Regions from separate parts of the Homo sapiens genome. Here region 1 is linked to region 2. Evidence: read pairs that join two places in POLR2A ChIA-PET (ENCODE). Cell type or tissue: CD4-positive, alpha-beta T cell. All regions are shown on one strand.

The links. Peaks named below come from ENCODE experiments on the same cell type or tissue, not always from the same donor. Only the 100,000 strongest peaks of a DNase experiment are listed, where the experiment ranks them.
Region 1: POLR2A ChIA-PET joins it to region 2 with 10 read pairs; 4 of 35 experiments call an interaction of 5 or more read pairs at or near these places.

The regions. Positions count from the first base shown.
Region 1 is chr10:75,013,291-75,015,790 of GRCh38, forward strand. The region is part of intron 13 of KAT6B (lysine acetyltransferase 6B); the gene reads left to right. Among named protein-coding and RNA genes, the nearest start is that of SNORD172, 7.2 kb to the right of the region's middle. In CD4-positive, alpha-beta T cell, no CTCF peak of the experiment used is centred here; a DNase peak (open chromatin) is centred at 1,401; H3K27ac peaks cover 1,469 bases.
Region 2 is chr10:74,783,908-74,786,407 of GRCh38, forward strand. No RefSeq gene overlaps it. Among named protein-coding and RNA genes, the nearest start is that of KAT6B, 41 kb to the right of the region's middle. In CD4-positive, alpha-beta T cell, no CTCF peak of the experiment used is centred here; no DNase peak of the experiment used is centred here.

The DNA of each region.
Region 1 (2,500 bases), 230 kb after region 2:
TTGGGGGCACAGAACTGTGTTTGCTGGGAACTTTGTTGCCATTTCTTAAGACCACTCCTGAGGCAGAATTTTTTTTCATAGCCTCTTTCTTTAATTCAATTGATATCTGGGTGGTTAGCTGGGGGGAGGGGAGAGGAAGGAAGGGTGGGATGAGAGGAGAGCTTCTGTCTGAGTTCATGGAATGGTTTTTAGGTTCCTCAGGCAAAAGTAGGAAAACAAAGTTAGCTTTTCTCAATCTGATTCTATAGAGCAGTCTGTCTCTGTTGTTTCCCTTCTGTCCAAATTTTATTTCTTTCCCCTACCTTAAGGATGTTTAGTTACCCAAATGATCACCTTGAGACTTGATTCATTCAGTATGTTGAATAATAATCATAGCTAACACTTATTAGGATTACTGTGATGCGTCAAGCACTGTTCTGCATGTTTCATATTAACTCAATCCTTACCAGAACTGTAACAGTTAGGTACAGTTATTATTCACATCTTATGGATGAGGGATCTGAAGCACAGAGAGGTTAAATAAAATCCCTGAGGTCACACAGCTGGTACATGGTGGACCCCAGATTCCATTCTGGGTAGTCTGGCTCCAGAGCCCATGCTTTCCACCCACCCATAGAGCCTCTCACGATCTGTCGTATTGTATGCAATATATGACATATTGTTTTAAAATACGGGTGCCCTGTTACCCAGCTTTAAAAAACTCATCTTTGTTTAGTGCACATGGTCTCAAAGTATGGTTCAGGGAGTCTACAAGGTCATAATTATTTTCCAAGTAGTACTAAGATACTCTTTTTCCTTTTTACTTTCATTTTCTCATGAGTATACAGAGGAGTTTTCCAGAATGTCATGACCTGTGATATCACAGCAGACTCAATACCAAAGCAATCTATGAAAATCTAGCAAGCTGGGTGCAGTGGCTCACGCCTGTAATCCCAGCACTTTGGGAGGCTGAGGTGGGAGGATCGCTTGAGCCTGAGAGTTTGAGACCAGCCTGGGCAACATAGGGAGACCCTGTCTTCTTGAAAAAGAAAAAGAAAGAACAAAATAAAGAGAGAAAGAGAGAATCTAACTGGCTTCTCTTAAGCCAGAAGTTAAAGAGATTTGTAAAACATGTAAAATAATGCCACTCTTTTCACTATAAATTTTATTTATATTTTAGAAAGTATAGGATTTTTTTTAATTTAAAAAAATGTTACATAATGGGTTTATCGTTATCTTTTAGATGAATTAATAAATATTTGTCAAATTTCTCAGTAAAATTAATAGATAGAGCCCTTAAAAGCAAAAGCTCTCTGAGTGCTGAGGCCAAAGCATTTGAAAACTACCGATTTAAAGTATAAACCATTGCTATTCAAGTGTGGTCCATGGCACAGGAAGTTGTTAGAGGTGCAGAATCTCAAGCCCCACCCCTGACCTACTGAACCGGAGTCCATGCTGTTAACCAGAACTAGTTTGTCTGCACAATGGAAGTTGAGAAGCAGAGGTGTAGAACATCTGCACGAAGCGATTTGGCAACTCAGTGACCTCTAGCCAAATTTCAGTCTGGTGGGGCTTTGGCGAGTCCATTCTCCAATTATCTTGCATCCAAGGAGCTGAGTGAGGTCTTACCTATTTGAGATTCTTCAGTCCTACTGTCTCTTAAGTGGCCACACCCTCATCAAAGCCAGCAGCTTCAGAGCAGGGTTCTAGTGGTGGTTTTCAAACTCGGGTACATCAGAATCACCTGGGGGACTTCTGAAAGCACAGATGCTGGGCTCTGCCTCTCCCCACCAAAGATCCTGATTCAGCAGGTCTGAGATAGGTTCTGAGAATTTAAAGTTCTAGCAAGTTCTCAGGTGATGTTGATGCCACAGGTCTCCACACTGAGATCTTGATAAACAGCATTTATTCAAGTTCTTATATAATTATGTCATGCCCATAGGACTTATGGGAGAGAGGTCTTAAACTTGTTTCAACACCAATCTCTTAAAAGTAAAATATATGAAAAATTCAAAATTTCCGTCTTTGCCAAGGAGGCACCTGTATCTTTTAATAAGTGGAAAGCAGTAAGATATCAGGCAGGTCACAGGTCATTTAGAGCACGGCTGTTCTCTTAAAATGATGTGAGAACTAAGGTTCAGCATCCTTCTGCACTAATTGCAAAATCACCACAAAATTTAAACGAGGAGATATAAATAGCCTGTCAAGTTCATTTGTCATTATTTAAACTGATAACATGCCATTCATCCAGTTGGTCAGTGCTGCTCTGCACCAGAAACCAGGAACAGATGAGCGTACAAACCAGTGAATTGCCATCTCCAAGCATGAGATAACTTGGTTAGAGTCATCAGATTTCCTGTGCTCAAAAGCTGCCATAAATCCCTGGCCTCGTGTCTGTTCCCAGGCTTGCAAACCCAGTGCCGTCGACTGATACAGACCTTTCAGCAGGATTTGCTGAGCTAAACAGGTGTCTGATGAAAAGTGTGTAATCCTCAAAGATTATCATCCCCTAAAAGCAGCT
Region 2 (2,500 bases):
AATCGTCCTATTGGTTTGAGCCATAAAATTAGCTCATGCTGGTATCAAGCACCGATAGGAGATTTGTCAAAAGTCAGGGACATCTCCACTCAGAATACCTTTGTGATTACCAAAATGTGAACGCTGAAAATCTGAGACAGGTCTCAGTTAATTTAGAAAGGTTATTTTCCCAGTGTTGAAGATGTGCGCCCATGATACAGCCTCAGGAGGTTCTGATGACATGTGCCCAAGGTGGTTAGAACACAGTTTGGTTTCATACATTTTAGGGAGATATGAGACATCAATCAAATATATGTAAGATGAATATTGGTTTGGTCTGGAAAGGCGGGACAACTAGAAGCAAAGGTGGGAAGATGTGAAGTAGGGAGGGGAGGGGCTTCTAAGCCATAGGTAGATAAGAGACAAATGGCTGCATTCTTTTGAGTTTCTGATTAGCCTCTGCAAAGGAAGCAATCAGATATGCATTTCTCTCAGTGAGCAGAGGGGTGACTTTGAATAGAATGGGAGGCAGATAGGCCTTAAGCAGTTCCCAGCTTGACTTTTCCCTTTAGTTTAGTAATTTGGGGGCCCCAAGATTTATTTTCCTTTCACAGTCTTCATCCCCATTTCCTGGCATACAACTCCTACAATCCTTGAAATCCCCAAAGTGTTGTCCTTTTTTTTTTTTTTTTAAGATGGGGTCTTACTCTATTGCCCAGGCTGGAGTGCAGGGGTGTGATTATAGCTCACTGCAGCCTCCAATTCCTGGGCTCAAGGGATCGTCTTGCCTTAGCCTCCCTGATAGCTGGGACTGCAAGTGGGAGCCACCATGCTCAGCTATGAAGTGCTGTCTTTCTCTATGCTAATGTTGACTGATTAGTTTCAGGATGGAAGACCAAGGCATAATTAGAGGGCTGGGACTTTCAGCTCTACCCTCAACCTCCAGGAAGAGGAGAGGGGCTGAAAATCAAGTTAATCATCAATGGCCAATGGTTTAATCAGTCATGCCTATGTAATGAAGCCTCTATAAAAACCCAAGAGGACAGGTTTCTGAGAGCTTCTGGATAGCTGAACACATGGAGGTTCCTGGAGAGGGCATGGAGGCTCCAAGCTCCTTCCCTCACACCTCAATGTACACATCTCTTCATCTGTATTCTTTGTAATATAGTATATAATAAACCAGTAAATGTGTTTCCCTGAGTTCTGCCAGCCATTCTAGCAAATTAATTGAACCCAAAGATGGGGTCATGGGAGCCCCAACTCAAAGCCAGTCAGTCAGAAATTGCAGAGGCCTGGACTTGCCACTAGTGTCTGAAGGGGGGGCAGTTTTGAAGACTGAGCCCCCAACCTGTGACATTATGTACACTATCTCCAGGTACGTAATGTCAGAATCGAATTGGAGGACACTCCACTGGTGTTCCCTGCAGAACTGATTGCTCACTTCGTGGTGGGGAGACCCCCCCCATACACATTTGGTCACAAAAGTCTTCTTCCATGTTGATGTTTGTTGTTCTCGTGGTCGTGTGAGAGCAGAGGTAAAGCATAGCTCGAGTTTTTCCAAACAATCACCTTCCATAGTTACTTTCTGTGTGTATATGTGCGTGTGACAACAGCACCTAAAATCTCCTGTCTTTGCAAATATTTAGTATACAACATTATTAACTATAGTCCTCACGCTATACATTACATCTCTTACACTTATTCATCCTACCTAACTGCATATTTTTTAAAAATAATAGCACAGGCCGGGTGCAGTGGCTCACTCCTGTAATCCCAGGACTTTTGGAGACTGAGGCAGGCAGATAACCTGAGGTCAAGAGTTTGTGACCAGCCGGGCCAACACGGTGAAACCCCGTCTCTACTAAAAATACAAAAAAATTAGCCGTGCGTAGTGACGCGGGCCTGTAATCCCAACTACTCGGGAAGCTGAGGCGGGAGAATCGCTTGAACCCGGGAGGCAGAGGTTGTGGTGAGCCGAGATAGCGCCACTGCACTTCAGCCTGGGTGACAGAGTGAGACTCCATCTCAAAATAATAATAATAATAGCACTGTTGGACTTCAGCTAATGGTAAAATAGTGAAGCTGATGCTTTGCCGTGAAGTTGAGGAAACAATAAACAGTGATAGGTGTTCTAAGCCTGCTGGGGCACTTCCTTCTGTCCCAGGATGCGAAGAAGTTCATTCTGTTAGTGGAAAATCCTTGGACAAATTGAATTTAACGAGTTTGATTAACCAAAAAACGATTCACAAATTGGACAGCCCCTGAAAGAAGAATAGGTTCAGAGAGACTCTGGTGCTGCCACATGGTCGAAGATTTAGGAACAGAAAAAGCAAAGTGATGTATAGAAAATGGAAGGAAGAAAGGTGCAGAAATAGCTGGATTGGTTCCAGCTGAGTGTTTGCCTTATTTAAACACAGTTTGACCAGCTGGCCACCTTTGATTGGCTGGAACTGAATGCTTGATAGAAGAGTAAGTTACAGCCTGTTTACACATCCAGTTGAGTTACAGATCGCTATGTAAG